Linked DNA regions of Homo sapiens: region 1 is linked to region 2. A link is a contact called in ENCODE Hi-C or POLR2A ChIA-PET data. All regions are on one chromosome and are shown on one strand. Each heading gives the region's core, a stretch centred on a gene start or an enhancer-like site at or near the end of the contact. The rest is flanking DNA. Distances are from core to core; before and after follow the strand shown.

Evidence for each region. A loop is a pair of places that touch in the nucleus more often than their neighbours do. ChIA-PET counts read pairs that join two places held with the same protein, here RNA polymerase II (POLR2A). Pooled maps may share reads with other maps.
Region 1: a loop to region 2 is called in a pooled map, with 3 times the contacts of the local background. The contact joins two enhancer-like sites. A Hi-C loop is called at or near these places in 4 of 50 pooled maps. POLR2A ChIA-PET finds 5 or more read pairs at or near these places in 2 of 52 experiments (H1 and activated T-cell).

Annotation. Positions count from the first base shown.
Region 1 is chr14:71,852,727-71,858,355 of GRCh38, forward strand. No RefSeq gene overlaps it. Among named protein-coding and RNA genes, the nearest start is that of RGS6, 77 kb to the right of the region's middle. RefSeq lists an enhancer at 3,536-3,605. Within about 2 kb of position 3,610, at least 2 of the 41 ENCODE cell types and tissues checked have a DNase peak (open chromatin) inside an H3K27ac peak, as active enhancers do.
Region 2 is chr14:71,161,655-71,167,094 of GRCh38, forward strand. No RefSeq gene overlaps it. Among named protein-coding and RNA genes, the nearest start is that of SIPA1L1, 160 kb to the right of the region's middle. Within about 2 kb of position 3,782, at least 5 of the 41 ENCODE cell types and tissues checked have a DNase peak (open chromatin) inside an H3K27ac peak, as active enhancers do.

The DNA of each region.
Region 1 (5,629 bases), core at 2,360-4,859, 690 kb after region 2:
TTGGGGCAATGTATGGGCCAGGGGACATCTTTTAGGCAGAAAGTACAGCAAGTACCGAGATGTGGAGGTGAGGAAGAACACAGTTGAAGAACTCAAGAAATTAGAGAACCTTGCTGGCAGTAAGTTGGTAACACTACTCTAGGCTAGAAGAAATTTAAGCAACATAACAGTCAAATGCAGTGACCTGATTTTGTTTAGGTCCTGTTTTGAAGAAACCAATTATAAAAAGACATTTTTGAAACAATTGATTTTTTTTTTTTTTTTTTTTTTTTTGAGACAGAGTCTTGTTCTGTCACCCAGGCTGGAGTGCAATGGCATGATCTCGGCTCACTGCAACCTCTGGCTCCCAGGTTAAAGTGATTTTCCTGCCTCGGCCTCCCAAGTAGCTGGAACTACTAGCTTCCGCCACCATACCCGGCTAATTTTTGTATTTTTAGTAGAGACGGGGTTTCACCATGTTGGCCAGGCTGGTCTCGAACCCCTGACCTCAAATGATCCACCTGCCTCGGCCTCCCAAAGTGCTGGAATTACAGGCATGAGCCACCATGCTCAGCCGAAAATTTGAATATAAAGTGAGTATTAATACCACTGATTGTGATAAAGGTTTTGTGTTTATACATAAAAAGTCTATTAGAGAGATATATGGAAGGACTTTGGGGTGAAATGGCCTGATGACAGGGATTTTAAGAAATATTCACAAAAAAAGAAGGCTGACCAAAAGGAAGACATGAAGCAACTGGAGCAAAAAGTGAATAATTGTTGAATCCAAGGATGGGTGTATTGAGTTTTTTTATATTATTCTCTTTTCTTTTGTGTACTTTTGAAAACTTTCTTAATAAAAAAGTTAAGGAAGAATGTTGGACTGCATCAAGTCTCTTGTCTCTGCTTTTATGTGAAATTCAGCTCATGATTAATCCATCCCAAGAGCTGTGTACAAAGCAATATTTTCCATCTTTGAAGACAATTTAGAAGTCCTTGACAGGAGGTCACTCTGAGCCCAGTGGATCTACGTGCATTTCCTTTTATTGGAAAGAGCGGAAGAGCAGTGGCTTCAAGGAAGTTTTACTCCATTTCTTTTTTCTTTCTTTTTTTTTTTTTTTTTTTGAGACTGAGTCTTGCTCTGTCACCAGGCTGGAGTGCAGTGGTGCTATCTTGACTCACTGTAACCTCTGCCTCCCGGGTTCAACCAATTTTCCTGCCTCAGCCTCCCGAGTAGCTGGGACTACAAGCATGCGCCACCACGCCCAGCTAATTTTTTTTGTATTTTTAGTAGAGACGGGGTATCACCATGTAGACCAGGATGGTCTGAATCTCTTGACCTCATGATCCACCAGCCTCGGCTTCCCAAAGTGCTAGGATTACAGGCGTGAGCCATTTCTTAAAGCAGATGTGTCTGAGCTGGGGGATGAGGGTCTCTCATCCCAGCCCAGACCCTCATCCAGGACCCCCGCTTCCCCCGTACTAAAGGCGCAGCTAGGACTGCAGCTTGCTGAACAGTGTACTGCAATGGACCCGAGAAGAATGCGCACCTTTGTGCTCCTGGTTTGGAATCAAGTATATGCAGTAGTGGCCTTCGATGGTGAGGATTACAGATTTTTTTCATGAGGAACACATATTATATCTCTGAAAGAATCAGTAATAAGGAAATTAGGACAATAAGGAGCAGATCATTTTGGACCCACTATTTACCAGCTCTGTAGCCTTGAGAAAGTTACGAGGTCTCTTGAGGTCTCATTTCATCATCTGTAAAATTATTTAACCTACTCGATTGGGTTGCTGTGACAAATTTAATGAGATAACATGTATAGTCTTGATCTCATCGCAAGCTATAAGAAGTGATACACAAATGTCAGTTGCATTTTTCCTGAGCTGGACTTCCTAGTATTCTCTCCTATTTCATAGGTGGCTTTTTAAGCTTATCTTACCTCTGAGCTTCACATTTGTTTGGTGCTGAATTAGAATTTCCATGTGGTGGTCCCTGAATTTTACTGCTCCCCCAGCACCCTGTCTTTTTCTCTCATGCTGAAAGTAGCCTTTTAACATTTGCCTTTTAACCTGGGTCTTCCTTCTTTTTGCCTGGAATGGTTGTTTTTTTGTTTGTTTGTTTTTGAGATGGAGTCCCACTGCAAACTCTGCCTCCCGAGTTCAAGTGATTTTCCCTCCTCAGACTCCTGAGTAGTTGGGATTACAGACGCCCACCACCAGGCCCAGCTAATTTTTGAATTTTTAGTAGAGATAGGATTTCACCATGTTGACCAGGCTGATCTTGAACTCCTGATCTCAAGTGATCTGCCCGCCTTGGTCTCCCAAAGTGCTGAGACTACAGGCATGAGCCACTACACCCAGCCTTCTGCCTGGGATGTGGATGTGATTCCCAGAAGTGCAGCTGCCATCTTGCCACCATGAGGTAACCTAAGGGTGTCAGAGCAGAAGGATAAAAGGAGCTTACGTCCTTCATGGCAGTGTGGGACTATACTAGAGCTTGACTACTCACCAAATCTCACCTTGAAAGAACACACACTTTAAAATTTAAAACTCCAATTGTCTCTAAAATAAGAAAGAAAGAAAGAAAATAGGTTCAGGTGAGGAAGTATGGCAGAATGTTGATAATGATGAATCTGGGGAATGGACATATTGGTTCACTATACTTTTCTCTTTAATTCTGTGTGTGTGTGTTTGAAATTTTTCATGACAAAAATTTAAAAGAAAATTGAACTTCACCAAATTTCTTATCTTGATTATTATGTGAAGCTCCAGGTTCTAATCAAGCTCTTCCAAGGGCAGAGGACAATGATTTTCCTGTTGGCCAACTTTTCATTGGCTGCATCCCAATACCCCAGGCTTGCCTCAATATTCCTGCTGTGCTGCTGCCCCCTGCTGGCCTCTGCCATTTTGTGTGCCTGAAGATAAGCTTCCCCCCATGTCAGAGGGCTGTGAGCTCCCTCCACTGAAGAAGGTTTTTAAAGATTAGACTCTTGATTTTAGATGATGTTTAATAAATGAATGTCCCTTCTATTCCCAAATTCTTAATGCCTGATTTTTAAAAAGCATGATGGGCATGTGGGGAGATACAAGAGACACAGAAGCCTCTGCCTTTGCGGTTCATTTTGTAGGAATGAGGATTCATAAAATGTACCACCCCCCATTCTGTCTCAACTGATGCCCCATCCCTCCTTCCATTTTCATCCTTCCAATTTCTTCATTCTCTGTTTGATGGACATGTTATAGGAAATATGTTTCAGAAATACCATCTTTTTAGTTTTTATTTAATCTTAGATTTCCTGAGTGTGATGCTGGAGAAATATTTGTAAACAAAATACCTACTTCAGATGGACCAGAAGAGAGAAAGGACTGGTACAGGTTGCTGAAGACAACCTTGACTGTGTTTTTAAGGTGTGCCCACGTCTGCTAACCCCAGGGAACTATTGAACACAACATATTTGACTGGTTTGCTGATTTCCAGAACAGCCAATAGTAGTGTAACTGAGCAGAGAAACAATGCTGTTAGAAGGGGCACGGTGAGAGTGAGATCGGCCCTTCGGTTTGCGTGGGAGCTGGGTGAAGCTGGTGACTGCTGGCTTTCCCCCGCTTCCCTGACAACCTGCATGACTCAGCAGAGGCAGCCATAATCCTGCTAGGTACACTACTCTATTGACCTTGCAACATCACCCCCATACCCCACAGCAGCCACAGCAAGACCTGCCCAAGGAGAGTCTGATCTCAGACATGCTTAGCCCTGCCCCGACCTGATGGGCCTTTCCTATGCACCCTGGTAGCTGAAGACAAAGGGCATATACTCTTGGGAGTTTTAAGGCCCCGCCCACTGCCATTTTCTCTCAATACTACCACAGCTGATGCTTTCTGGAAAGCACCACCTCCTGGCAGTAGGCCAACCAGCACAAAAATAGAACATTAAACCACCAAAGCTGACAACCTCGTAGAGTCCATTTCACCCCCTGCCACCTCCATGGGAACAGGTACTGGTATCCACACTGAGAGACCCATAGATGATTCACATCACAGGACTATGTGCAGACAATCCCCAGTACCAGCCCAGAGCCGGGTAGACTTGCTAAGTGGCTAGACCCAGAAGAGAGATAACAATCACTGCAGCTTGGCTCACAGGAAGCCACATGCATAGGAAAAGAGGAAGAGTACTACATCAAGGCAACACCCCATGGGACAAAAGAATCTGAACAACAGCCCTCAGCCCTAAACCTTCTCTCTGACAGAGCCTACCCAAATAAGAAGGAACCAGAAAACCAACTCTGGTAATATGACAAAACAAGGCTCTTTAACACCCCCCAAAAATCACTCTTGCTCACCAGCAGTGGATCCAAACCAAGAAGAAGAAATCCCTGATTTACCTGAAAAACAATTCAGGAGGTTACTTATCAAGCAATCAGGGACGCACCAGAGAAAGGCAAAGCCCAATGCAAGGAAATACAAAAAACGATGCAAGAAGTGAAGGGAGAAATATTCAAGGAAATAGATAGCATAAAGAAAATCAACCAAAACTTCAGGAAATATTGGACACACCTATAGAAATCCAAAATGCTCTGGAAAGTCTCAGCAATGGAATTGAATAAGTAGAAAAAGAAATTCAGAGCTCGAAGACAAGGTCTTGGAATTAACCCAATCCAACAAAGACAAAGAAAAACAATAAGAAAATAAGAACAAAGCCTCCAAGAAGTCTGGGATTATGTTAAGGGAACAAACCTAAGAATAATCAGTGTTCCAGAGGAAGAAGAGAAATCTAAAAGTTTTGAAAACATATTTGGGGGAGTAATCGAGGAAAACTTCCCTGGCCTTGCTAGAGACCTAGACATGCAAATAAAAGAAGCACAAAGAACAGCTGGGAAATTCATCGCAAAACGATCATCATCTAGGCATATTGTCATCAGGTTATCTAAAGTTAAGACAAAGAAAATAATTTTAAGAGCTGTGAGACAAAAACACTCAGGTAACCTATAAAGGAAACCTATCAGATTAACAGCAGATTTCCCAGCAGAAACCCTGCAAAGCTAGAAGGGATTGGGGCCCTATCTTCAGCCTCCTCAAACAAAACAATTATCAGCCAAGAATTTTGTATCCAGCAAAACTAAGCAACATATATGAAGGAAAGATGCAGTCTTTTTCAGACAAACAAATGCTGAGAGAATTCGCCACTACCAAGCCACCACTATAAGAACTGCTAAAAGGAGCTCTAAATCTTCAAACAAATCCTGGAAACACATACAAACAGAAACTCTTTAAAGCGTAAATCACACAGAACCTATAAAACAAAAATGCAAGTTAAAAAGCAAAAACAAAAAAAAAACCGAGGTATGCAAGCAACAAATAGCACAATGAATGCAATGGTACCTCACATCTCAATACTAACATTGACTGTAAATGGCCTAAATGTTCCACTTGAAAGATACAGAACTGCAGAATGGATAAGAACTCACCAACTAACTCTCTGCTGCCTGCGGGAGACTCACCTAACACATACGGACTCACATAAACTTCAAGTAAAGGGGTGGAAAAAGGTATTTCACTCAAATGGACACCAAAAGCGAGCAGGGGTAGCCATTCTTGTATCAGACAAAACAAACTCTAAAGCAACAGCAGTTAAAAGAGACAAAGA
Region 2 (5,440 bases), core at 2,532-5,031:
ACCATCAGAAAAATGCAAATCAAAGCCACAATGAACTATTATCTCACCACAATTAAAAGGGCTATTAGCAAAAAGACAAAAGAAAAAAAAACATAATAAATGCTGGAGAGGATACAGAGAAATGCTCATACACTGTTGGTGAGAATGTAAAGTAATACAGTCATTATGAAAAACAGTATTGAAGTTCTTCAAAAACACTAAAAATAAAATTACTATATGATCCAGGAATCCCATTGCTGGGTATATATCCAAAAGTAAGGATTTAAGTATATCAAAGATATATCTGTAGTCTCATGTTTATTGCAGCACTATTCACAATAGCCAAGACATGGAATTAACCTAAGTGTCCATCAACAGATGAATGGATAAAGAAAATGTGGGACATGTACACAATAGAATATTACTCAGCCTTAAAAAATAATAAAATCTTGTCATTTCCAGCAATGTAGATGGAACTGGAGGTCATTTTGTTAACTGAAACAAGCCAGACACAGAAAGATATCACATGTTCTCACTCATATGTGGAAGCTAAAAAAAAAAAATGTGGATCGTACAAAGGTACAGATTAGAATGGTAATTACCACAGGCTGAGAAGGGAAGGAGGAATGGGGCATAAAGAGAAGTTGATTAATGGGGACTAAAATACAATTAGATGGAAGAAATAAGTTCTTCTATTCAATAGCACAGTAGGGAAATTATAGTCAATGATTTATTGTATATTTCAAAATGGCTAGAAAAGATGAATTATAATATTCCCAACAGAAAAATGTTTGAAGTGATGGATATTCCAATTACCTGTATTTGATCATTGCACATTGTATGCATGTATCAAAATATTACATGTACCCCCAAAACATGTATAACTATGATATATCAATAAAAAATAAAATATAATTTAAAATTTTAAAAATAACAATAAAAAACTCTTTCTAATGGAAATTGCTATAGGAAACATGTTAATGAGAATAATAGCTTGAATTGAGAAGAAAACATTATTAAAACTAGTTTCTTTCTTTCTTTCTTTCTTTTTTTTTTTTGAGATGGAGTCTTGCTCTATTGCCTAGGCTGGAGTGCAGTGGCAAGATTTCGGCTCAATGCAACCTCCACCTCCTGTGTTCAAGAGATTCTTGTGCCTCAGCCTCCCAAGTAGCTGGGATTACAGGCACCCACCCACCACGCCATGCTAATTTTTGTGTTTTTAGTAGAGACAGGGTTTTACCATATTGGCCAGGCTAGTCTCAAACTCCTGACCTCACGTGATCCACCCCCCTCAGCCTCCCAAAGTGCTGGGATTACAGGTGCAAGCCACTGTGCCCAGAGCTGCATAGCTGGAAAGAAAATTTTAAAAGCCATAAACAAACAAAAAGCATTTGAAGCATTGGAGTTTATACAGTCCTATTAAAGAAAGAATATTGGATACATAGGTTAGATACAAAACTGGTTAACATGCTACAGGGCAATTAACCCTAATCTTTGAGGTTATCTTTTCTACTGGATGGGAATCATTTGCATCTACACAATTCTGCAGGCTAACATGTAACTTCAGAGTTTGAGCCCTCAGTTAATAGTAAACAGGATAGTCAAACAATATAGTACATTCTCCCAGAAGATTAATAATTGTTAGGCAAGCCTGTTAATATTTCAGCACAACATTGAAAGGACATACAAATATCTTCTTGGCCTTATTTCCAGGCTTTGGATAGTTTTCCTTATTATATGTCAGGTCACCCTTAACAGCCATAGCAGCTTGTCAAGGGCACAGCCCAGGGATACCGAACAGATCCTTCAGTGTCAGGCAGGTGGGGAGAAGGTGCTGAACGCGGAGGTAGAACACCAAGGGAAAAGGGCCACACTTTCTAGTTCTCTATATAGGAAGACCAGTTCCTGGTTAATCAGATAGTCTGCCTGCCTGCCCGCCTGGCTGCTTCCTAGGTACCCACAGTTCTCCAAAAACAGGCCCCAAGGAATGTAACCCCTTCTCTGAACTCTATTGCTCTGTCTTTTGCTCATGGCCCTTTCTGCCTGTGACCTCTGGATATTTTAGAATGCACAAATGTGTTGTCATTTTCAGAGTATTTGCTTTTCTTTCACTTCCTGTAGCCTCTACTATGTCCACCAAGTGTGTAGCACACAGCAGATGCTAACGGGCACGGTGCACTGCACATCTCTTTCCTTATCAAAGGCACATACGGACCCTCCATTCTTCAGACATGCGCTCAACATCCCCCTTCTACATTTCCTCCCACATAGACTGTGATCTCTCTCTCCGCTCATCTCCACCCACTATGATCCTACCCACACTTTCAGACACAGCTCTGATGCCACCCTCTCCAAGGGAGTTTCTTCTCCCTACTGGCATGTGTCTCCCTATTCCTAAGCAGTTTTTCTCTGTATTGGGGCCTCCTTTTTACCCTGCCATGGCCCACGGGTATTTACACTTCACATTGCCCAGGGTAGTGGGCTCCCAAAGACAAGAACCTGGTCTTCATCACCTCTGTCTGTGTCCAAGGCACCTAGTGATGCTAAGCACATGTTCTCTGGCTCAGGCAATGGCAAAGTGAGCTCAGGGGTGGCTTTTTCTGCCTTCAGCAGCAAATTCTGTCTTGTTTGCTGTTGGCAGCACTTCAGGGCCCATCACCTGCAGGAGTCAGACCTCAAAGGTGCTGAGCAGGGGACATATGGCGCTTGTCCTCTCCCGACTAAGGGAGTCCTTGGTGAATGGCTGATCTCAGCTGGAGCATGTCCCTTTCTGCTTAATCAGCTGTTCCTTACATTCTCTGCTGGTGGGAGGCGGGGTGGGGGGTGAGAGGGGGGTGGTAAGTGAGGCAGCTGCTGCCTTTGCTATGGCTATGATTCTGACCTGCAGCCACTGCAGGATCTGGAGCCGGGACCTGATGTCGAGGCCTAGAGTCCCTCAGTGCACACCCAGAGAGCCCAGTGGGTCGCATGAGCTTCTGCTGGGAAAAGGCCTGGCCTTTCCTGTGCAGGTGGATGCTCCAGGAGAAGGAGCAGAAGCTTCATAGCGGCAGAGAAACTCTAGATGCAAGCTGCTCAACTTGTGGTCCACGAACCACCAGCAAGGACACCAACACATGAAGCTTATTAGACACACAGAATCCAGGGTGTCATCCCAACCTCCGGAATCAGAACCTGCATTTTAGGGAGAGCTTCTAAGTCATGCGTATGCACATTAAAGTGTTAGAATCACTGGTCAGTTAATAGCCAGGCTCATTTGTAAGTGTCCAGCCCTACTGCTGCAAACCAGTATATGAATTTGCAACAGCTACAATTAAGCACATCGTTAATTCAACCTGGAATGCTCTAAGGCAATATAGCTGAGAGTTGGATGGTGTTTGATTGTTTTATAGCAAGAGACCAGAAATGCTCAAATGCTGCCTTATTTTTCACACACACAAAGTGACAAGTACAGAGTAGGAATGAATATACCATTTTATTAATAGCTGAGCCAGAACCCAGTAACCTCTTTGCAGAATGGTGGTAAAAGCTGGGTGGGCGTCCACAAGCCATACAGCCTCATCCTACACCTGAATCTCAGTCTCAGGCTGCATGGAAAAAGGAACCTGAGGGCAGAGCTCCCTGCCAGGGCTTGCCCTTGGGCTGACTCTCAGTCACCCTCCCTCACAGGCACAGCGATAGTGGGGAGAGACAGGCAGGAATGTGGGACTGAGCATGCGATGATCCTGCTCACCAGTAAAGGGAGAAGATGAATGTCTGGAAACTCTGACCAATCTGATAAGCAATGCCTTCTCCCTCAGGGCCACCAGGAAGGCCCAGCCAGAGGCAGCCCCGGCACAGCTGCAACAGGGAGGGTGTGGCAGTAGAAATCGGCTTCATAGGTCTTTCATGGCCGCAGCCCCTGTGCTGGCTGAATGCTGAGTCCTCAGTGGACATCTTGTCCTTATCTACTCACGTGTCCCTAAACACTTGCTTTTGAGATACTTTCCTTTTTTTAAATTGCTTTATTGAGGGAAATGTACATACTATAAAATTCACCCATTTTAAGTGCACAGTTTAGTGACTGTATCTATGATTGCTGATACAGTTTATTGTCAGGGTTGTGCAACATCCCCACCACCTAATTTCAGAACATTCCCATTACTCCAGGAAGGAACCGCATGCCCACTTCCTGTCACTGCCCCCTGAACCCCAACTCCCGGCAACTACAGATCCACTTTCTGTGTCTCTAGGCTGGACTTTCCTGAGTGTCCAGACGCTTTGGCGTTCAGGAACTTTCCTTATCTCGATTTCCTTATCCCTCTCATCTGCCGGTGTTTTCTCCTGTCAGGGGAAGGAGTGATTTAGAAATGCCGGGAAGTAGCACAGTGCCTGGCACATGGTAGTCACGCAATACATACTTTAGACTGATAAAAACCCGGGCTGCCATTTTAAGAGTATTTGCGTCTTGTAAGGGTGGAAAGGGGTGATCTCAAATGAATGAGCCCTTTAATGGGAGTATTTCAGACCCCGTAGCTCTCACAAACCCACACCACTGGGAAGAGTTTCCCCTGCCATGGGTGAGACTGGCATGCTCCTTGACTCTGAGGATGTCATGTCTTTTAGAACAAGGTGCTCCCTGTCCACAAAGTCTTCAGATTCAGAACCATTTCACCCCCAATCCCTGACTCCTTGCTTATCAGCACCTGCCCTGCCCTTTGACTCCCGGGGTCAACAGAGTCTCTCTCGCACTCTACAGGTTCCCACTTCTCCAGGATTTTGAGTCTGAGTTCCTGCCCATTTTCCCCAGCCTGCCAGGCCCTCTGATGTGGAATTTTATTGTGCAGATTGCCTGGCAAATCTTCCAGCCCTTTTCCAGGAACCCTCCTTCTTTTGGGCAGCACTTACCTTCCTGCAACAGTTATTAAGTAACTGTCTTTCTGCTTCAAATTAACCTGCTCTATCCTGCTCTGGGAGGTGGAGGCTGGAACTTCATGAGCAAATTTCTGCTTTCCCAGCTGCAAAGCTTTTCCTGCTGAGGCTCTGCACATAGGGGGCATTAGAGAGACGCAGAAAGGCAAGAGAAGGTGAAGGAATTTGCTGCTGCTTAGGGTTTTCTGTCTACTTGTGTTCTGAATTTTATTTTAAGCTCTATTGAGGTATAATTTACATACTGTAAATTCACTCCTTCTAAGCTTCTTAGTGTACCATTTAATAATGTTAGTATACTGACAGAGCTGTGCAACCATAGCTACAATCAGATCTTACACTATTTTCATCACTCCCTAAAGTAACTCTGTGCCAGCCTCATCCCCACCCTAGGTGACCATTAATCTACTTTCTGTCTCTGCAGTTTTGATTTTTCTGGACACTTCATTTAAATGGAAGCATACACTTCACTTGGTGTCCTGTTGCATATGACTTCTTTTACTTAGTGTGATATTTGTGAGGTCTATCTGTGTACTAGTATCAGTATTCTGTTCCT